Regions from separate parts of the Homo sapiens genome. Here region 2 is linked to region 1. Evidence: read pairs that join two places in POLR2A ChIA-PET (ENCODE). Cell type or tissue: PC-3. All regions are shown on one strand. Each heading gives the region's core, and the rest is flanking DNA. Links, peaks and the distances in the headings are about the cores only. Region 1 overlaps SRGAP1 (SLIT-ROBO Rho GTPase activating protein 1). Region 2 overlaps SRGAP1 (SLIT-ROBO Rho GTPase activating protein 1).

The links. ChIA-PET counts read pairs that join two places held together with the same protein. Peaks named below come from ENCODE experiments on the same cell type or tissue, not always from the same donor. Only the 100,000 strongest peaks of a DNase experiment are listed, where the experiment ranks them.
Region 2: POLR2A ChIA-PET joins it to region 1 with 7 read pairs; 9 of 35 experiments call an interaction of 5 or more read pairs at or near these places.

Annotation. Positions count from the first base shown.
Region 1 is chr12:63,848,619-63,860,936 of GRCh38, forward strand. The region is part of intron 1 of SRGAP1 (SLIT-ROBO Rho GTPase activating protein 1); the gene reads left to right. Among named protein-coding and RNA genes, the nearest start is that of SRGAP1, 10 kb to the left of the region's middle. In PC-3, for the core only: no CTCF peak of the experiment used is centred there; no DNase peak of the experiment used is centred there.
Region 2 is chr12:64,030,619-64,040,580 of GRCh38, forward strand. All of the region lies in intron 4 of SRGAP1 (SLIT-ROBO Rho GTPase activating protein 1), which reads left to right. Among named protein-coding and RNA genes, the nearest start is that of KICS2, 190 kb to the right of the region's middle. In PC-3, for the core only: no CTCF peak of the experiment used is centred there; no DNase peak of the experiment used is centred there; H3K27ac peaks cover 456 bases.

The sequences.
Region 1 (12,318 bases), core at 4,531-8,530:
TCTGAAGCCTCTGCCTTCCGGTTTCAAGTGATTCTCATGCCTCAGCCTCCTGAGTAGCTGGAAATACAAGCGTGCACCACCATGCCTGACTAATTTTTGTAATCCTAAGTGTCTTTGAATCTAATTGAAGATGTCATATCAGTTCATATTAATTGCCTCATAAAATTTTCAAGCTTTTAAAGTTTTCAGTTGGCTGCTCTGTTTTGTGGAGAATCATTTTTGCTTTCACTTTTTTTTCATAAGTTCATGGACAGTGTATAAATTGAGTTTTTGGAGAATTAAAATAGAATACAATAAAGAATACAGAAAAAACAGTAATCAAAACCACATGCAGAGAAATGTAGCACAGAATTGTAAGACAGAAGAATCAGGAATGATACAAGTGGTTAAACAGTGGATAGGTTTAAATGGGGGACAAAAGGGGACCCCAGGCAACAGTTTTAAAGAATGAATTGAACATTTCATGCCTCTTGGTCAAATTCTCAAAGACTTAGAATTAAGAGAAATAAATCTCTTGTTTGAATAGGCCATTAGAAAGCAAGCATGTCTGGAAAAGTGTATGAAACCCAAACCAGTTGACTATGCTATTTGTTAGCATCTCTGGCAAATAGCGTAGCAGTGGAAGGGATTGAATAATTGGCTAGCAGAAGGTTTTGAATTATCTGTGGACTTTAGTGATCTATGTAATTCTTGTATTCTGCAGCAAAAATATTGTGGAGCTACACATATGGGAACAATAAAGACTCATAAAGACATGTTTTATGAAGTGGAACTTATAGATGAGAGGCTGTGTTTGTTTTTAATAATGCATGTTGCTAGTTGCTAAGAATTGACAGTTATTATTTGTAGTATTTTCCTAGAGATAGCACCATATTTATCTACATGGAATATGTACAGGGAGTGCCAAGAAAATCTGTTGTTCTTTGACCACTCTGCAGCCTGACATACAAATAATACATTTTAGTAGCAGATGGAACATGAGGAAATGCCAATTTGATTTGGTATGGCCCTGCATCATGCCATAGCAATATGGAACCTGTGTCTGCATCTTACATTCTTTCTTCAACATAGAATAGGAAGTGACAGCAATTTAAGTTATGAATTAAAACTTTATAGCTGGGAGGGACTTTTAACATTTTTTCTCCAACCCACTCATTACATGATGCAGGGAGGCTTAATGACAGAGTTGCACAATTAAGACGTACCTGGGACCAGAACCCAGGTTATCTTCTTTTCAGTAGCGATAATTCACTTGTAGATTCCTCACATAGTAGATATCTAAATAGGAGATAGAACAGTTACCTATTGAGACTTTACATTCATTGAAGGAGTCATTGTTGGAACTAAGAGAGCAAGGAAACCGTCGTCTGTGAACAGGAGTTAATTACATTGATTAACTCTAACCAAGTTGTTTTTTTCACCAGGACCATTTTAAGAGACCACAATACCCAGGCAGCAGCTTCACAGGGTGGCCTTTAAGGTCTAGAAAAACAACATGGTTAATATGTACAAATATGATTTGCCTGATGTTTTGGTGAAGCTGATTGCGCTACTGCAACAAGGCCTTTACAGTGCCCTGAAAACCCGGTTAGTTTCATGAACTTCAGAATATATTAAGGGATAGTTTTGGAGAAAATTTTGAGCAAAGCATGACCTTCTGAAACACATGAGGGCTGGATTATAATACAGGGTAGTAAATCTCAGCTCTGACAATCTATATTGGTTTGTTTACTCCTGTGCTATGTTGACCAGTTTAGGAGCCAGACAGCTTCAAGTCTGTTCTAGGTTTTAGAGTCTTTGTAAATTGGCCAATTTTTTTTTTTTTTTCTTCAAGACAGGATCTTGCTTTGTCACCCAGGCTGCAGTGCAGTGGGTGAACAAGGCTCACTGCAGCCTTGACCTCCTGGGCTCAAGCGATTCTTCTGCCTCAGCACCCCAAGTAGCTGGGAATATAGGTACACACCACCATACCTGGCTATTTTTTTTTTTTTTTTTTGTAAAGATAGGGTTTCGCCATGTTGCCCAGACTGGTCTCAAACTCCTGAGCTCCTGCCTCAGCCTCCCAAAGTGCTGGGATAATTGGCATGAGCCACCATGCCCGGCCAAGGAGAGACAGCTTAAAAAATTTTATTCATGCTACCTATTTTCACTTCAATTCAAACAACTAACAAAATAAAGAAAAGGGAATAAATTGTTTGTCTAATTAGTCTATTTATGCTTTAGCAGTTTGAAGGCAGAATTTTGGATTAGAGGATGGGCATGGTAGCTCATACCTGTAATCAATCCTAGCACTTTGGGAGGCCGAGGCGGGTGGATTGCTTGAGCCCAGGAGTTTGAGACCAGCCTTGGCAACATGGTGAAATCTCGTCTCTACTAAAAACACAAAAATTAGCCGGGTGTGGTAGCATGTATCTATAATCCCAGCTACTCTGGAGGCTGAGGCACAAGAATCACTTGAACCCAGAAGGCAGAGGTTGCAGTGAGCTGAGATTGTGCCACTGCACTCCAGCCTGGGCCACAGAGCGAGACTCCATCTCAGAAAAAAAGAAGTTTGGTTTAGAGACAGTTATGTAAAGGTAATTTTGTCAGCTCAGAACTACTTTCTAATTTATTGACAGCATTATCTACTCTCCCCTGTTGATATGTTAGACTGGGAAGAAACAGAACATGGTATTTAAAACCAGGAACTCTGGGCCAAGCACGGTGGCTCACACCTGTAATCTCAGCACTTTGGGAGGCAGAGATGGAAGGATCATTTGAGACCAGGAGTTCGAGACCAGCCTGGTCAACATGGCGAGACACCATCTCTAATTTTTAAAAAATAAATAAATAATAAAAAACCAGGAACTTCGGTGTTAGCAGTCTAGCCTTGTCACTGATTAGTTGTGTGATCTCTAAGAGTCAATTTCTTCATCTGTAAAATAGGGATAATAGTAGTACTTACCTTGTTGTCTTCTTTTCTTTCTTTCTTTCTTTTTTTTTTTTTTTAGACCGAGTCTTGCTCTGTCACCCAGGCTGGAGTGCAGTGGCGGGACTCTCAGGTTCAAGTGATCCTCCCACATCAGCCTCCCAAGTAGCTAGGATTACAGGCATGCACCCCCATGCCCAGCTAATTTTTTTGTATTTTTGGTAGAGACAGAGTTTTACTGTGTTGGCCAGGCTGGTCTCGAACTCCTGACCTCAAGCAATCCACCTGCCTCAGCTTCCCCAAGTGCTGGGATTACAGGTGTGAGCCACTGCATCTGGCCTCCTTGTTGTCTTTGTGAGATTGCAGTGAGGAAAACATTTATCACAGGCTTGGCACATAATAGTCAACAAATGTTAGTCATTGTTATCTCTTTAATGCTGGTTTTCTTTCTATCTACTGTATTTATTTATTTATTTTTGAGACAGGGTCTCGCTCTGTTGCTCAGGCTGGAGCACAGTGGCCCAATCTCGGCTCAGCTCACTGCAGCCTCAACCTCCCCAGGCTCAGGTGATCCTGCCACCTCAGCCTCCTGTGTAGCTGGGACTATAGGCGCCTGCCATCACGCCTGATTTTTGTATTTTTTGTAGAGACGGGTTTTGGCCATGTTGCCCAGGCTGGTTTCAAACTCCCAAACTCAAGTGATCCACCTGCTTGAGCCTTGGGCCTCCCAAAGTGCTGGGATTACAGGCATGAGCCACCTCGCCCAGCATGTTGTTCTATCTGCTGTATCTTGTTGCATTCTGATTTAGATAGGTTTTTTGAAATTCAAATACGTAATCACTAGTCTTTTTACCAGAATGAATTCCAAAGTGGACTAATCTTGAATTATCCTAAGAGAGTGCCATGTGCTTTTAGAGTGGAGTGGGTTTCATGGTGGAATTTAAAAGGGAAATAGAATAGACAATGCATACAGATTCCCAGCTCATTATAAGGTGGATTTTATATTTTGTCATTATTTTTCATGCAAGTGCAAGTAACAAAGCCTAAAAGCACATTCCTGGCCCTGGGCTGCCACGTATTTAAGAATAACTTTTGTTTTAAATTGTCTCTACCTCTGTTCAGTGATGCTGTATGGAAAATGAAAACTGTAGTTCAGTCAGTGGATTTGACTTACCTGTGGGTGAAAAAGATTCTTATGACATCAGATAAAGTCACTGCCTTAATCTCATAGTCTTGAGAAAAGTATTTTCTTTTAAAATCAATGTAGGAATGAAAATTCCACTTATGACTGCTAATTTGCTTCTGTTTCACTAGAAAGCACTTTGATATTAGAAATCATTGTCTGTGCATCTCCCACACGCTTTAGTACAGGGCCTCATTAAACATTTATTACATGAGAAGAGGAATAATTTGGAATAATAATTCCTTTATACTGCAAATAAGCATGGTGATCATTCAGAATTATCTAGGATGTCCAAACAAGTATTACCGCAAAATTTTTTTTTTTTTTGAGATGGAGTTTCACTCTTGTTGCCCAGGCTGGAGTGCAATGGCAAGATCTTGGCTCACTGCAACCTCCGTTTCCTGGGTTCAAGCAATTCTCCTGCCTCAGACTCATGAGTAGCTGGGAGTACAGGCACCCGCCACCATGCCCGGCTAATTTTTTGTATTTTTAGGAGACACGGGGTTTCACCATGTTGGCCAGGCTGGTCTCGAACTCCTGACATCAGGTGATCCACCCACCTCGGCCTCCCAAAGTGCTGGGATTACAGGTGTGAGCCACCGCACCCGGCCTATTACCACAAAATTTTAAGTTGAATTCAAATGGTTTATAATTTCTTTAGAAAGTCACTCAGCTGGAAACATTCTAAATGTCCAACAGTGGGGAATGGTTAACTAAATTCCACTGGTAAATTGTTAACTAACTGTATACATGCAATGTTATGCAGTCTTTACCACTGGTTTTTGAAGAACATTTTATGATGTGGTTAATTGTTTTTATAATAATTGAAGAAAGACTGTAAAATGGAAGGTGAAATAATAATTAAAGATAATCATAACCAGAGCTAACAGTATTGAGCACCTACAGTGAGCCAGTCACCATTGCTTTGCATGGGCACCATGAGGGATACACTGAGTTGTGTATGTGCAAAACAAGCTGCAATGCACGGGAGGAGGAATTTCTGCTTAACTTTCCTATTTAGTATAGTTAGTACTTTCTGTGTCTTTGGGCCACAGTATACCTGGCCTTTGGTAAATTTTCAGGCTAAATGTAAGAATCTGACTTTCAACTCCACCCTCCTTGAGTACAGGAGTGGGCAAGGTAAATCCAAGCAAAGCTTAGCCTCTGGATTGAACCTCTGATAATCAGATTTGTCCATGGGACAACCAAATTTCTCATTTGTTTACAACTCATTTATATACTTTGGTTTTTCCTTGCTTTGAGCTTAGTTGGCATGTGTGTTTGGGAGAGCAAGCTTGCTTCTTTGCTTGCTTGCTTTGTGAAATATACATACAAACAGGTACAGAAAATGATTATTTACAGTTTAAAGAATAGTAGCTTTGAATACTTCAGTGCTAGCCACCCAGGTTAAGAAAGAAACATTACCAGTGCCTTAGAAACCCCCATGGAATGTCCCTTTCCTAGCAAATCTCCCTTCATTCCCACTGCCACTCTTAGTATTAATAATTCCTTTGTTTTCTGTAAAGCTTTACTGTCATTTTGTAGCTTTCTTTATAGTTTTGATTAGGATGCATTCATATATCAAGAATATAGGGCCATTTGAACACTTTCTGAATTTTTAATAATATTGATGAATTGGTGTAAATTTTAAAAATTGGAATAGTAGTGTTTTGGCATGTATAACAAATCTTTATCTTTTAAAGATACATGCTGAGTAATAATGGATGAAATTAGGACATCTGGGATTTTCTTGAAAGTAATCTTGGGGAGGGAAGAAATACGTAGGGATACAGATAAAATACAAAATGAATTGATAATCCGTGGGTGCACGAGGTTAATTATATTATTCTCTTTATTTTTGCATATGCTTGAAATTTTCCCTAATAAAAAATTAATAATATGTATTCTTATGACTTCAATTTTATACTCAATATTATTATGTTAAGATTAATCTACCTTAATGTATGCAACTATAATTTCACTGCCACACTGTGTGCTTTCTCTGGTGCATAATATTCCAGTGCATAAAAAATACTACAAGCTATTGATTCATTCTATATGACATTTGAATTATTTATAGTTTTTTTGCTATCATGAATAGTAATAGTGTATAAAATGCTGTAGGTGTCTCCTGATGTATACGTACAAGAAGAGTTTCTCTAGGTGTACTTGCTGGGTCACTGGGAATGTGCATGTTCATCTTTACCAGGTAATGTCAAACCTTTCTCTTATTAGCAGGGGAGGAGAGTTCCACAGCCTGAAAAACACTTAGCATTGAGCAATGTGCTAGTTAAAGAAGAGGCTAAGCTGTTATAATAAAGAGAACCCCCCAAACAGTGACTTTAAACTAGAGAGATTTTTTTCTTTCTCGGGTAACAGACTGGAGATGTCCAATCCAGGCCAGCAGGACATCTTTGCCCCATTATTAAGTTTCCTTCCATCTTGTGGTTCTGCCATTACCTAGATAAATGAACTTGTCTACTCTTTGAAACCAGATTTTAAGTATTTCAGTGTTTCAGCTTGTAGGAAGGAAAATCAGCCTTAAGGAGCACATGTCCACGGTTTTCAAACCCAGCCCTTACTAGTACACATAATTTCCACTTACTTAACCAGTGGGAACTTAGTTACATGGCCACATCTTGCTGCAAGGGAAGCTGGGAAATATAGTCTCTCTGGATGGCCCTGTTTCTAATTATAACTTGATGGTCACAGCATGAAAGAAGAGATTTTGGTGAACAAGCAGCAGTCAACATGAAAAATGGTGTTTTTTTTTTTTTTTTTTTTTTTTTTTTTTTTGAGGGAGAGTCTCACTCTATCAGCCAGGCTAGGGTGCAGTGGCACCATCTCTATGGCTCACTGCAACCTCCACCTCCCAAGTTCAGGCAATTCTCATGCCTCAGCTTCCCAAGTAGGGACTACAGGCGTGCACCACCACACCCGGCTGATTTTTGTATTTTTTAGTAGAGACGGAGTTCCACCATGTTGCCCAGGCTGGTCTTGAACTCCTGGGCTCAAGTGATTGCCCTCCTTGGCCTTCCAAAGTGCTGGGATTACAGGCGTGAGCCACCATGCCCAGCCAGAATTATTTTCTCTTCCTTTTTATTTTTAATTTTTGTGGGTACACAGTAGGTGTGTATATCTTATTGATTTGTGAGTTTTGTTTTGTTTTAGTATGTTCGTGATGTTAGTCTCTTGCCAGTTATATCTGTTGCAAATATCTGCTCCCAGTCTGTAGCTTGTGTTTTCACTTTTAAAAAGATCCTCTAGGCTGGGCTTGGTGGCTCATGCCTGTAATCCCAGCACTTTGGGAAGCTGAGGCAGGTGGATCACCTGAGGTCAGGAATTTGAGATCAGCCTGGCCAACATGGCGAAACGCCATCTCTACTAAAAATACAAAAATTAGCTGGGCATGGTGGCAGGCGCTGGTAATCCCAGCTCCTTGGGAGGCTGAGGCAGGAGAATCATCTCAACCCAGGAGGTGGGGATGAGCCAAGATCGCACCATTGCACTCCAGCCTGGGCAACAAGAGCGAAACTCCGTCTCTAAATAAATAAATAAATAAATAAATAAATAAATAAATAAATAAAAAGATCCTCTTAATAAATAGAAGTTGTTCATTTTTAATCTGTTCACATGTATCAATTATTTATATTTGGTGTTTAAATAATCCTTCCCCACTCTAAAGTCAGGAAGATACCTGTCTGTGTCATCTTCTAAATGTTGTAAAATTTTGCTTTCGGCGTATGTTTTTAATTCATCTGAAGTTTTTTATTTTGTGTGAGCTAGGAATTTTGTTAAAGTTCTTTTCATTTAAATGACCTTTCTTGGGTTCCATGTGCTAATAGTCTTTTTGAAGAAATGATATGCTAGCTGCTTCTGTTTTGATGAAAGTTTCACATACGCAAAACTCTATTTTTGGACACTCTATTGTGTTCCGTTGGTTAATTTATTCTTGCACCAATACCAATCACACTATCTTAACTACTATAGCTTTGTAATAAGTCTTTATGTCTGGTAAGCTAAATCTTCCTTCTGTCTTCTTTTTCAGAAGTATCTTCTGATCTTGCTCCTTTCTCTTCCAAGTAAATTTTAGAATTAGTTGGCCTTCCATTGAAAACACATTGGCATTTTGATTGGAATTGCGTGAAATTATAAATCAGTTAGGGAAGAATTGGCATCTATATATTAGTTCTTCCTACCTGTGAATATGAGTATTCCTCCATTTATTTAGTTGTTTTAAAATATCTTTGTGTAAAGTTTTATGCTTTTGATATTTTTGTTTAGATTTATATCAGGATGCTATTTTTATGACTAATGTTCATGAGATCTCTTTCAAGAGTGTTTTCTACTTTCTATTATGCAGAAATGCAATTTACTGCTTTTTTTTTTTTTGAGATGGAGTTTCGCTTACCCAGGCTGGAGTGCACTGGCGTGATCTCGGCCCACTGCAACCTCCGCCTCCTGGGTTCAAGCGATTCTCTTGCCTCAGCCTCCCAAGTAGCTAAGATTACAGGCATGCTCCACCACGCCCAGCTAATTTTGTATTTTTAGTAGAGATGGGATTTCTCCATGTTGGCCAGGCTGGTCTCGAACTCCCGACCTCAGATGATTCACCCACCTTGGCCTCCCAAAGTGCTGGGATTACAGGTGTGAGCCACCACACCTGGTCTGCAATTTACTTTTTTTTTTTGAGACGAAGTCTTGCTCTGTCACCCAGGCTGGAGTGCAGTGGCATGGTCTCGGCTCACTGCAACCTCCGCCTCCCATGTTTAAGCAATTCTCCTGCCTCAGCCTCCAAAGTAGCTGGTATTACAGGTGTGCACCACCATACCTGGCAACTTTTTTTGTATTTTTAGTAAAGACAGGGTTTCACCATGTTGGCCAGGCTGATCTCAAACTCCAGACATCAAGTGATCCACCCGCCTTGGCCTCCCAAAGTGCTGGGATTACAGGCATGAGCCACCGTGCCTGGCTGCAGTTTACTTTTACATAGCCACTTTGCTAGTCTGCTATTTCAAAGAATTTTTTCCCTTGTTTGGTAAAAAAAACACTCATTATTTATAAATAAAGATGATTTTATTTTCTCATTTATAAGCCCTATGGATTTATTTTTCTTATATTTTTGCCCTAGGCAGAATTTCCAGTACAAAATTAGTGAAAGTGCCAACCTTGGCATTCTTGTTTTCCATTGAGAAAGGAATGCTTTCAGGCCCCTCCTCCCTTGAAGAATGATGGTTGTTTTCAGTTTATTATAGATACTCTTTAATAGGTAAAGTGCAAATCTTTTGTATTCTTTGCTTACTTGAAGTTTTAATCATTAATAGGTGGTTGAATGTTACCTTCTTTTTCTTTTTGAATCTGTTGATATTATGTTTTTTCTTCTTTACTCTGTTAATGTGATGAGTAATATTTATAGATTTCCTAATATTTAACCTTCTTTGCATTAAGGCTATCTTCGTTGTATTTTGTGTGTGGTGTGTGTGTGTGTGTGTGTGTCTGTCTGTCTGTATACACCGTTGGATTCAGTTTGCTAATATCTAGTATTTTTGTCTTTAAATTCTTGGGAAAAAAACAGACCTATGATTTTACTTTTTAATAATGTCGCTGTCTATGTTTTTTTTTTGGAGGGGAGGGTGGGGAGATGGGGCTTCACTTTGCTGCCCAGGCTGGTCTTGAATTCCTGGACTCAGAGAATTCCTGGGCTCAAACAATCCTCCTGCCTCGGCCTTTCAAAGTGCTGGGATTACAGGCATAGAGCCATCAAGCCTGACCACGAATCTGTTATACTAGCCTCACAGCGTGAGTGAGGCTATTTTGTGGAAGATTTTGAAACTTTGAAATATTTCTTTCATTGAGAGTTCAGTAGAACTGTTTATCTGAGTCTAATTAGTTTCCTTGTATGAATAATTTTTAAACTGCTAATCAGTAGTTAATCATTTTATTAGTTACAGGATTATTTGTGCTGTGTATTTCTTCTCATGTCAGTTTTGATAAATTATACTTTTCTTTTTTTGAGATGGAGTTTCGCTCTTGTTGCCAGGCTGGAGTGCAATGGCGCAATCTGCTCACTACAACCTCTGCCTCCTGGGTTCAAGCGATTCTCCTGCCTCAACCTCCCAAGTAGCTGGGTTTACGGGTGCGTGCCACCATGCCCAGCTAATTTTTGTATTTTTAGTAGAGACAGGGTTTTGCCATGTTGGCCTGGCTGGTCTGGAACTCCTGACCTCAGGTGATCCACCCGCCTCGGCCTCCCAAAGTGCTGGGATTACAGGCGTGAGCCACTGTGCCTGGCCGATAAATTATATTTTTCTAGAAATGTATTCATTCTGTATAAGATTTAAAATGTATTGAAATAATACTGATGATAGTATTCTCTTATTTTAAAAACATAGGCTGATCTGTAATGAATTAAAAATATATTATTTAAAAATATTTATTTTTGCCTTTTCTTGCTGAATCTTAAAGTAGTTTGTCTTTTTTGAGACGAGGTCTTACTCTGTCATCCAGGCTGGCATTCAGTGGCTCATTGCAACCGCCACCTCCCAGTTCAAGTGATTTTGGTGCCTCAGCCTCCCAAGTAGCTGGGATTACAGGTATGCACCACCATGCCTGGCTCCTGGCTAATTTTTGTATAATTAGTAGAGATGGGGTTTCACCATGTTGAACAGGCTGGTCTTGAACTCGTGGCCTCAAATGATACACTCGCCTCAGCCTCCTAAAGTGCTGGGATTACAGGTGTGAACCTCTGCACCTGGCTAGTTTATCTGTTTCTGTTGGTTTTTCTTCTCTGTTTTGTGAATTTCTGCTCTTATCTTTACTATCATCGTTTTCATTTTCATTGAATTTATTGTTCTTTACCTATTTTCTTAAGTTGAACACATAGCTCATTCTTTTTTATCCTTATTTTCTAATATAAGCACTTAAGATAATACAGTTATTTTCTATAATATAAACGCTATTACTAATATAAGTATTTAGAATGTAAGCATCTTTTAAAATGTAACACTTCTAACATAAACACCTTTTCCTCTTTTTAACATCAGCATGAAATGGAATACAATTCCTTTTCTAATATAATCATTCTTTCTAATATGACTGTTTCTTCTAATGTAAGCGTTAACCCTAAGAAAGGCATCTTTTCTTCCCTAATAAATATTCATGATAATTTTCCTTAAACTACTACCTTTGCTGCATCTCACTAGTTTTGATATGTAAAGAATTAAGTTCTAAAAATGTTTTAATTTTCATAATAATTTCTTCTTTGACTCATGAGGTGTGTGTGTGTAAATATATGGTATTTCCTTTTATTTTTCTGGGATGGGGTCTAACTGTGCTGCCCAGGCTAAAGTGCAGTGGCGTGATCTTGGTTCACTGCAACCTCTGCCTCCTGGGCTCAAGCAGTCCTCCCACCTCAGCCTCCTGAGTAGGTCGCTGGGACCACAAGCATGCACCACCACACCTGGCTAATTTTTTGTATTTTTGGTAGAGACAGGGTTTCACCATGTTGCTCAGGCTTGTCTCAAACTCCTGAGCTCAAGCAATTTGCCTGCCTTGGACTCCCAAAGTGCTGGGATTACAGGTGTGAGCCACCATGCCCAGCCTGGTATTTACATTTTTTAAACAGATACATAAGACTATTTTATTTTTTCCTTTTAATATAATTACATTATGAACTGAGAGTAATAGTGTTTGAAATTAGTTGGAGGTTGTTTCCCCTTTTTCTGTTTTCTGCAGGAGTTCATGTTAGATTGGAATTATCTGACTCTTAAATGTTTAGTAGAACTCATCTGCAAAGTCATCTGGGTCTCACATTTTCATCAAGGAGAAAAAAATCTCATTGTGTTCAAATTTTCTGATTAACTGACATAAAATTGTTTACAGCATCCTTTTATCGTCTTAATCTCTGCATTATTTTCAATTAGGCCTCTTTTCTGTTAATAACAAATGTCTGTGTATATATTCTCTCTTTTTTCATTGATTGACTTGCCAGAAGTATGTTTATTAGTCTTTTCAAAGAACTAGGTTTTTGCTTTATTGATTTACTGTATTGTATTTTCTGTTTCATTAGTTTATCCTATTATACTCTTCCTTTTTCTTCATTTCTCTCTTTCTTGCCCTCTTTTTTTTTTTTAAAGAGAAAGGGTCTCGCTTTGTTGCCCAGACTGGAGTGCAGTGCTTTTCACAGGTGTAATCATTGTGCATTATAGCCTGGAACTCCTGGGCTCAA
Region 2 (9,962 bases), core at 4,504-8,503, 180 kb after region 1:
TAACTTAAATGTAACCATCAAAAATAGAAGCATGTAGCATATCTGTAAGTATGTCAGCCCACACAGACCAAATAGCTCCTGGGTTTTCCTCCTTAATGAGCACTTGCTGATTGATCGATAATCAGTTTGGGAGCTAATTAAAGTCACTAGAGTAATAGATATCCCTGTATAAGGTTCATCAATTTAACAGTGTGCTAGACAGACTATAGGGGCATTGTTCATTTCTAGATATAATTTCTGTTCAGCAAAGCAGATGAGTTATGGCCTTGGAGCCCATGGAGAATTCCCGGAGGAATCTTATATCCCTGGCATAGCACAGTGGACTCCTTGCTGTCTCAGGTCAACAGAACCAGAAGGAGATAATTAGTACAATTTGTTGTTATACTGGCTTTTTCTTTTGGTTAAAATTTATCTGCTGGCTGGGCATGGTGGCTCATGCCTGTAATCCCAGCACTTTGGGAGGCCAAGGTGGGTGGATCACTTGAGGTCAGGAGTCCAAGACCAGCCTGGCCAACGTGGTGAAATCCTGTCTCTACTAAAAATACAAAAGTTAGCCGGGTGTGGTGGCAGACACCTGTAATCCCAGCTACTTGGGAGGCTGAGTCAGGAGAATCACTTGAGCCTGGGAGGAGGAGGTTGCAGTGAGCCGAGATCACACCACTGCACTCCAGCCTGAGCGACAGAGCAAGACTCTGTCTCAAAAAAAAAAAAAAAAAAATAGCTGCCATCTACCCTGACACTGAGAAGTATGTTATATATGTTTCCCCAAATAATAAATTCTTACAGAATTTAGTTACTATGAGATAAAAATTTGAAATCATGGATTCAATATCAGTAGAATTTTAGAGTTAGAAACGATCCAAGAGGGCACATAAACCAACCACCTCCTTTGTAGGAGTTACATAAACCTTGCCCTAGAGTCACACAGTCTCTGCATGGGAGACTGAAGGCTCCAACAGAAAATAAAAACTGGAATAACAGTAAGGACACTGTTTTCATATACTACTCCTAAATGTCATCCTACACTATTTCCTCTGAGCTTCATCAGATATTCTCCTTTTAAAGGATATATTAAAATTCTCTTGAAAGGAAGCCTTCTGCACCCAGAAGTTATGTGATCAATTTTTCCCTCTATGATCACGCCTCTACTTTGTACTTTGTCTTTCATCCTACACTTTTCAAAGTGCCTGAGGTATAAAGTTAGATTTGATTGTCTCCCTAATTTTGATCCTGTAGAGAGACCTCATGTTGTCATGTTGTCATCTCTAATAGATGAGGGTCAGAAAGGCTGAGGTTACAGAGTTATTTTGCAGCAAAGCCAGGACCAAAATCCAGGTTTGTTGTTCATAGACCTTTCCATTAAAAATGCTACTCTGTAAATTTACTAGGGGCAAAATCTCAATATGCTATGGTGTTGCAGGACTTTTCCTTAGTTCAACTAAAGACAGGGTTCTTTGTCCCATGGCCATGAAAATTTAGGCTCACAGACAATTTGAATGGTGAGTAAGACAGGGTTTTATTTGGTGAAAAGGAAGAAAAGGGGGAAACAGAACTCTCCCTGGGACAGTGTCCCATGCTCCAGTGCTTCTCCCACTGGAAGACTGAATCTCAGGTTCTACACAGGAAGAGGAGGGACCAGCTCCTTCCCACTGCAAAGGGCCTAAACTTGCCGAGGTTCCATCCCATGGGCAGGCCAGTTGGCGTTTCTCCAGTGACCCCCTCCCACCTGGCTGTGTCAATGGTAGTATGAGATACTTTCATTTTTTTACAAATAGTTAAAAACTCTGCCTCATCAGTCAGATCTCTGGGCTGAGAGAGATCCTGAGTTTGCCCCACCATTGGATTGCTTTGTGGGTCAGAAGAGAACTGGTTTATCCAGCAGCCAGGCATGGAGCAGGCCTGGGCCAGCACAGAGTGACCCAAGGCAGTGCCTTGACCAGAGCCACGGACCTAGCTCTGCACATAAGTCCTGCCCCCGACAGCTGACAACAAGCCCCCACAGTCACTTTTTAAATTCTGGATGACGTGATTTCCTATTACAAACAAGTGAGATGAGCTTTCAAAGCAAAAAAAAAAAAAAAATTCTGCCTCATGTTTCTTCACTTATTATTGATCTTGAGCACATTTCAAACATTTCTTTAGCCTGTCTGTGAATTTTCTGCTGCATTATTTGACCCATCTAAATGTATGAGTATCAGTGCTTTTACTTTTTAGCAATGTACATATTTTCATATAATATTAATGTTATTTTTGCATCAAACATTTTATCTACATTACCTTTTTTAGTCATTTTTTATCATTATACAAAGTATGTGTAGAGGGAAACATCACACTGTACCCCATAAATGTGTACAATTTTTTTGTGTCAATTACAAATAAAAATATTTTTTAAATCCCCAAAAAAGAAAAAAAATGCCGCTCTGTATGATAACTCCTGAAACAAAAGTATTAACACTACAGTGAACAGAAGCTGATTATTTCTGTGATGTTTCTTAGCTTTATTTCCTCCCTTTGCATATGTGTTCTCCATTTTTCCCTTTGTTTTACTTAGTCCCTGCATCTCGTTTGCCCTGTCATTTGGTTACTTGGCAGTCCCTAGCCAGCAGGGTGCAGAGTCCCAGACAGTGTCTTTTGTTCAAAGCATTTGTTTGGATTATAAATATAATTTGATGATAAATTCAAACTGTTATGCTGATTTCATTTCAGTGGAGTCACAACGTATCTCAAATTTCCTTTGATAAACTTGCCCTAAAGACCGTATCTCATGCTATTTAATTGTTCACCTTGGTCTATTTGCTCATTCTAAAGAGTTTTGTGGCCAGGTGTGGTGGCTCATGCCTGTAATCCCAGCACTTTGGGAGGCTGTGGTGGGGGCGGATCACCTGAGGTCAGGAGTTAAGACCAGCCTGGTCAACATGGTGAAACCCCATCTCTACTAAAAACACAAAAATTAGCCCAGCATGGTGGCGAATGCCTGTTATCCCAGCTACTCTGGGGGCTGAGGCAGGAGAATCGTTTGAACCCGGGAGGCGGAGGTTGCAGTGAGCCGAGCTCATGACATTACACTTCAGCTTGGGTTACAGAGCGAGACTCCATCTAAATGAAATAAATAAATAAATAAGACTGGGTGCGATGGCTCACGCCTATAATCCCAACACTTTGGGAGGCCAAGGCAGGTGGATCATGAGGTCAGGAGTTCAAGACCAGCCTGACCAAGATGGTGAAACCCCATCTCTACTAAAAATACAAGAATTAGCCACTCACAGTGGCAGGCGCCTGTAATCCCAGCTACTCAGGAGGCTGAGGCAGGAGAATTGCTTGAACCCGGTGTGAGGGGGTAGTGGAGGTTGCAATGAGCCGAGATCACACCACTACACTCCAGCCTGGTGACAGAGTGAGACTCTGTCTCAATAAATAAATAAATAAAGAGCTTTGCTAAAATTCTTAACATATTCACTGATATGGTTTGGCTCCGTGTCCCCAACCAAATCTCATGTTGAATTGTAATACCCAGTGTTGGAGGTGGGACCTGGTGGGAGGTGATTGGATCATGGGGGTGGTTTCTGATGGTTTAGCACCATCCTGCTCGTGCTGTCTCATGATAGAGTTCTCACAAGATCTGGCTGTTTAAAAGTGTGTAGCACCTCCCCCTTTGCCCTCTTCCTCCTTCTCTGGACACATAAGACATGCCTGCTTCCCCTTCACCTTCCACCATGATTGTAAGTTTCCTGAAGCCTCCCCAGCCATGCTTCCTATACAGCCTGCAGAACTGTGAGTCAATTAATCCTTTCTCTTTATAAATTACCCAGTCTCAGGTGGTTCTCTATAGCAGTGCAAAAGCAGAGTAGTATATAAATGGAAATATTGCTGATTTTCTTCCTTTTACCTCTATTAGAAACAACAATCCCTCCAATCATGGAAAAATTATGACCTGTTATTGAAATGAATTATTTAATGGCATTCTTTTCAAATATCAATAGCTGACATTTACTGTGCACTTATATGTCAGCCTCTTCTGTGCTCTTCGTATGTGTTAACACATTTTATCCCCCCCACCACCTTAGGCAGTGAGTAATATTGTAATTCTGATTTTACAGTAAGGAAATTGAGGCACAGAAAGGTTAGGTTACTTGCCAAAGACCTCACAGCAAGTAAGGGCAGAGGCAGGATTTGAACCCAGGCAGTCTGTCTCATGAGTCGGAGCTCTTAACCATGAGTATGCTACTACTCAAACTGAATTGTCCTATAAATGCTGCTTTGCAAGTGTAATTGAAGTTTTGTAAACTTTGCTTTCACTGATTTATGAAGAGCCACATTGGCCCAGGGAGAGAAGGTGGGTTTGTGAAAGTTTATCATTGTAACAGTCCTGCTGGCCACTCATGACCTCAGGGATCAGCAACTCTTTCAGCCCTGATGCTGGGAACAAGAAAAAAAAAAAAAAAAGAAAAGAAAAAAAACTTTCTGGTTTCACTTGCAGGCCTTAAGTGGGAGGTGGGGGATGGGATGGGAACTGAGAAACAGAGACATCCATTGTAGGTGTATGTTAAGGGCTGGCTTCTCATGCCTTTATATCCTTTATATAAATGAAATATATTATCCATTTTTTTCTCTCCCTAAATGGGCTTCCAGACTTAAATATAAGCTGATTACAAAGAAGCCTGGGAATTTTTCTCTACCTAATTCTCACTCAGCCTACCCTGAAGTCCAGCAACTGCCCCTCTCCCACCTCTGCATATATCCACTTCCTATTTGTAGTGCAGTAAGAGTAGGCTGGCCTTTGTGTCACCCCTACTGGGGAGAGATTATGTCTTTCATCTCTAGTCTCAAGGCCTAGCACAGTGTCTGGTATTCAGACACTCAGTAGCTGTTTGGTGGATGAATAAATAAAATCAGTATACATTGCACCCTGAAACCTGGGCTAATGTCTACCTGATTCTAGAGTAACTGTCACCATACATTGAAAAAGGCGCTAATTATAAGAGGTGTGTGTAGACAGGCCAAAAGCATTTCCAAAGTGTGAATTCAGGAGTGTTTTATAAATGTGTGTCTTTGCAGTCGCCTCCAAGGCCATCCTTACTGATATATTGTTTTAGTTTTTATGAGGTTTGTGCTAGCCCAGTTCTCAACATGAAATAGCAAAAAGGCATCTGTTGGTCTGCTTTTATTGTACCTCAGTTCTCTCTGCTGCTTTGCCTTTGGGAGACAGTGGCCTGCACCTATCTGCTTAGAGCCTGGATATGAAGGCCCAAAGCCTGCACTGTTACTTCTACATCATACCTTAGACACTGTCAAGAATCATAACTACCCACCGTGCTGTGTGCTTACATTCTGTCATTTCATCCCCATTTTACCTCGAAGGAACTGGAGCTCAGGGGCATTAGGAAACTTGCCCACTTAAGAATTGATGGCACTGGAACTCAAATCCAGGTCTTCCTGGTTCCAGAGTCTGTGTTCATCAGCGGGTTTGGCCAGGTATACTAAAGAGCAAGAAGACTGGAGATTGCAGATGTAAAGATCATGGCACACGTGTCCTGAGTGCTCTTTTTGAGGGAATTCCTGCCCACTACCACTGTCTCAAGCCGCCAGAGAGACAGCTTGCCCAAAGAGAGGCTGTGACCTGGAGGGAGGTACTGTGGCTGTGTTAGGTTCCTGGGGTTCAGCTGAAGGTGGCCCTGGTGGCTTTCCCCACGCACCTGAGAGTTTCCTGGGAAACAATGGGCGTGGGCTTCCAAGGCTGTGGTATTACCCCAGTGGTTTGGTTAGTCTGGCACTTGCAGAAATTCAGCTACAGTTAGAGTCCTCTTATGTATTGATTGTAGAAAATAGATCTTTATCTTAGGTAGTTGATAAGAAACCCAAAGAATGTAGTTTCTCAGAAGAGCTTTTAGTGATTAATGGATTTAGTGAAGCAGCAGGCTATATAGAGTTAGGAAATATTGTCACTAACATACTGTTTTTCATCTCCCTTCCCTGCCAAACCACCACATCATTTCTTTTCTGAGAGGCCATAAATTCCAACACTAACCATATTTCACAAATGACTTAGAACTATTTGTCATCCCATTAGTCCAATCCCAGGTATTTATTGCTGGTGCTATTTTGGAAGCCGAGGATAGAAAAGAACAATGCCAGATGCATTGTAGATGTTTAATAAATATTTGTTAAGTGAATAAATGGATGGACAAGCTTACTATAAAATGGGTTCTTATCCTTCATTTGATTCTCACCTATTTTACTCATACTGTATATGAGACAGTTTTAAGAATCTGAAGGTACATAAACATGACTGGTACCCTGGCTCTTCTTACAGGACAGTCCACAATCTGGGTGGTACACAGAGATCTGTGACATATAGCTAAAGTGCTATGTGCTGAAGACTCTGAATGAAGAGCTGTCTTGAAAGACAATACTTGTCTTGGCAATCAGAAGAATAAGATCCCTCTGGCTGAGAAGCCAGGGAACACTTAGCCATAGGTGAGATTTAAGCTTGCCATGGAGAATGGGTCAAATGTCAAAAGGAGGAGGTGCTGGGGGACAGCAGCTCAGGGACTTGCTTGGGAGAAGCTGCAGAGGCAGGAACATATAAATTCTGGGGAGGGAGCCGTGAGTGACTGACTCAGAGTGGTACACAAATTGCTGCTTGGATGGGTGTTGGGACCAGTCTGATAGCATTGAACTCCATGGTAGAGGGAATCATGTCAAGTTTAAGAAAAGGTCAAAGAGAATGGTAACAGGGAAAAGGCCTTATAACTGTCATCGTGGATTCTTTTTCTTATTGTCCATTCCCTCTTCCTCCGTACTAAATGAAGTCACCCCAAGCCATCCTGCATATCTCCACCATGTTATTACTAAGACACTGCTTTGACCATACTGTCTGCAACACTGTGGATTCACCAACACCTATAGAATACATTATGCCCTTCTTAGTGGGGGTTTCAAGACTCTTTGGCCCATGCCAACTTATCTAATCTTATCCTTCAGCTTGTTACCCAACCATCTACTTTCCAAGTTCTTCCCTGGACCCCTTCTCTGCCATCTTGGTCTGCTCATGCCCACCTCACCTGTGTGCTTTCCCGCATCCCTGCCTTATTAGAACTTTGCTTGTACCATCTTTCTAGCCTGGATGCCCTCCCTTCATCTGTGCCCATCAGAATATCAAAGGCCCATTTTTTAGTCTCCAAAATTTTAAACTCTTAGAAGATGGAAACCAAGTATTTCTTTTCACACCCATCAGTGGGTTATGGGTGGTAAGCACCAAGCACATGTTGAATACATAAATATCTTTCATCCTCTCTTTTCCTCTATTCCTACATATAACTAAGAGTGACTGTATCCCTTAGATAAAGAGGCCTTCCAATTGTATGATACTTTAGACTTTCCAAAGGTTATGGCGTAGCAGTCCCAAACACCTCATCTGAAGCCAGGCTGTCTGGGTTCCCACCATTGCTGTGCCAGCTGTGTGACCTTGGACAAGTTACATAACCTCTCTTTGCCTCAGTTTTTTCATCAACATAAAGGGAAGAATAAAGGTACTTATTTCATAAGAGTTTCTAGAAGGATTAAATATGTTATTCGTAAAATGCTGAAAAGTATGTCTAGCACATAGTGAGCATTATATAATGCTTGCTAAAGTAAATTATACGTATATATGTACATATCTGTATATATTGTATACATAGATATATATAGTAAATACTCAATAAAATTTAAATTAAAAAAATACACACACAGGGACACACAATTTGGCATCCATGACGACCTTGTAAAGTAATCAAGAGGCATTAAATAATTTCCCGACACCTAGTAATTGTAGATCCATTCCTGGGATCCGTGTCTTCTAACTTTTGAGCCAGTAGTCAAAAAGTAGAAACTATATCATTAATCTATTGATCTCTCCAACACATATAGTTTTCAGATATATAGTGATTTCTTAACACGAAGCATTAAATTTGCTACAGGTATTTTTATTATTTTGATTTAAACTATAAGAGTAGTGTCAGATACATGATATGGCCATGTCAGTAAGAAAAAAATATTAACTTCTGTGCAAGTTATCATATAGGATATCCCAATCTCCTAAGGAAATTCATGACGTGGGTCGTTTTCTACTTGACTATTTTTTCAGCAGTTGAGGAAAAATGGAGCAAGAAAGATAAATTAGGTGTATTGAATGGAGAATTATGCATGAAGTTTTAGTAGAGAAGAATTCAAACAGGAAAATATGCTATGGGAGTACATTTACATGGCTATATGCCTGTCAGGTCATTTGGTATGCAAAGGCTTGTGTTTGCATTAAGCTGGTGGAGAAGCTGTTATTTTCTTTGCAGTATGTATTCAAAATGCACCTGTAAAAAATAAAAGCTTTCCTTTACTTCTCTGAAAAAGAAAGAGAACTGTCTGTTATTTTAAACACAAAATACATTTGACTTCTGTCAACAGCTTACATTTTAAATAATGCAGTTTGTACTTGCATTCATTATCTGCAATTAGAGTTCTCGAAAAAGCTTTTAGCGTTTATCTCCCCAACTTTTAAAATTCATTCACTGTAACTGTTAACATTTTAGTGAATAGTGGAAACCCTAAGACAAATTGGAAAACTCAACAAAGAAATTTGCTTTCCGGAAATTACCACCGAACTAGGTAGAGAATACTCAGCTATTGTGCTGAACCACATTATGATGAGATACACTCTTTTCTTTCCAGCGTTAGGTCAGACTCAAATGTTTTCCTTTTAACCCACACTAGTCAGTAAGGAACACCCTGCTGGCAGTCAGCGCAGTATCCTTTCTCTCAGGCTTAGTTTGTGCAAACTACCTGTTTATACTAGTCCTCAGTGTCCAAGTCAAGCAAGAGTCAGAAGTTCAGATTTTTTCTTTGCGATAATTTATTTAAAAGAAATATTTCTCAGATACTCGGGGTGGCCTGAGGTGCCTTTTCATCCAAGTGTAATGAGAGTCACATGTTCTCATTTCCTCACTCCTATTAGCAAGAATACAGACAGCTGAGCAACGTGTGTGTGTGTGTGTGTGTGTGTGTGTGTGTACACCCTCTCATTTTAAGATATAACTGGAACCAAGACCCAAATATAATAGTATGTGGGTTTGCTTCAGGCAGGGAATAACAAGAGCCAAGCCTAGAAAGAAATGCAAGGTGTGTGTAGATTCGTTGACCTTTTGCTGTTTGCCCAGCTGCGGGGTGACTCCCTTTTCATTTCCCAGCTGCTCAGCTGCTTCCTACTGCTATTTTATTTTGCTTTTAAACTGGAGTAGCCAACCAAACTTCTCCCAGACAGGTTCAATAATTACTAAAAACAGACAACTTTCCAATTACACACGGCTCAGAAAAAGCTGCCAGTGCTTTATATTTTAGCCCTTACTTTGTTCTGGCTCTGTAATGCCTTTAACATGATTTACCAGCTTACATTTTTAAGGAAAGCCATCATCAGATTTTATGAAAATAAGTAAAGGTTCTTCGTTAACCCCATGTTTTACCCTTCAAAATAGTCATCTTGAGAACATGTGTTAAGTTGAACCATAAGAAAATGCTGATTTTCCACCTTTTTAATAACCTACAGAAACATCAATTTCATATGGATTAACCTAAATAAATATATTTGTTCCAGTGATGCTTCCAGGTCTCAAACTATTTAAAAACTCATCTCTTGAAATGAGAAAAATCAAATTCATTACTTGAAAACATTGCATTATTCTCAACTTCTTAGACCTTAGTTATAAAATTGGCTCTGAGTAACGTGGTTATTTCCATATGAAATGAAGTCTGTCTTCTGGGGATGAGAATTTGACATCATTTATAATAAAGTACTGCCACAAATGCTTAGCACTGGGTGCCGAGTTCGGGTGTGCTCCTCGATACATCCTTTGCATTGGAGTCATCACACCTTACATGTGTTGTTTCTTTTAAGGAGCATAATTGTGCTCAAAATACACAGGTTTTCGAATTCA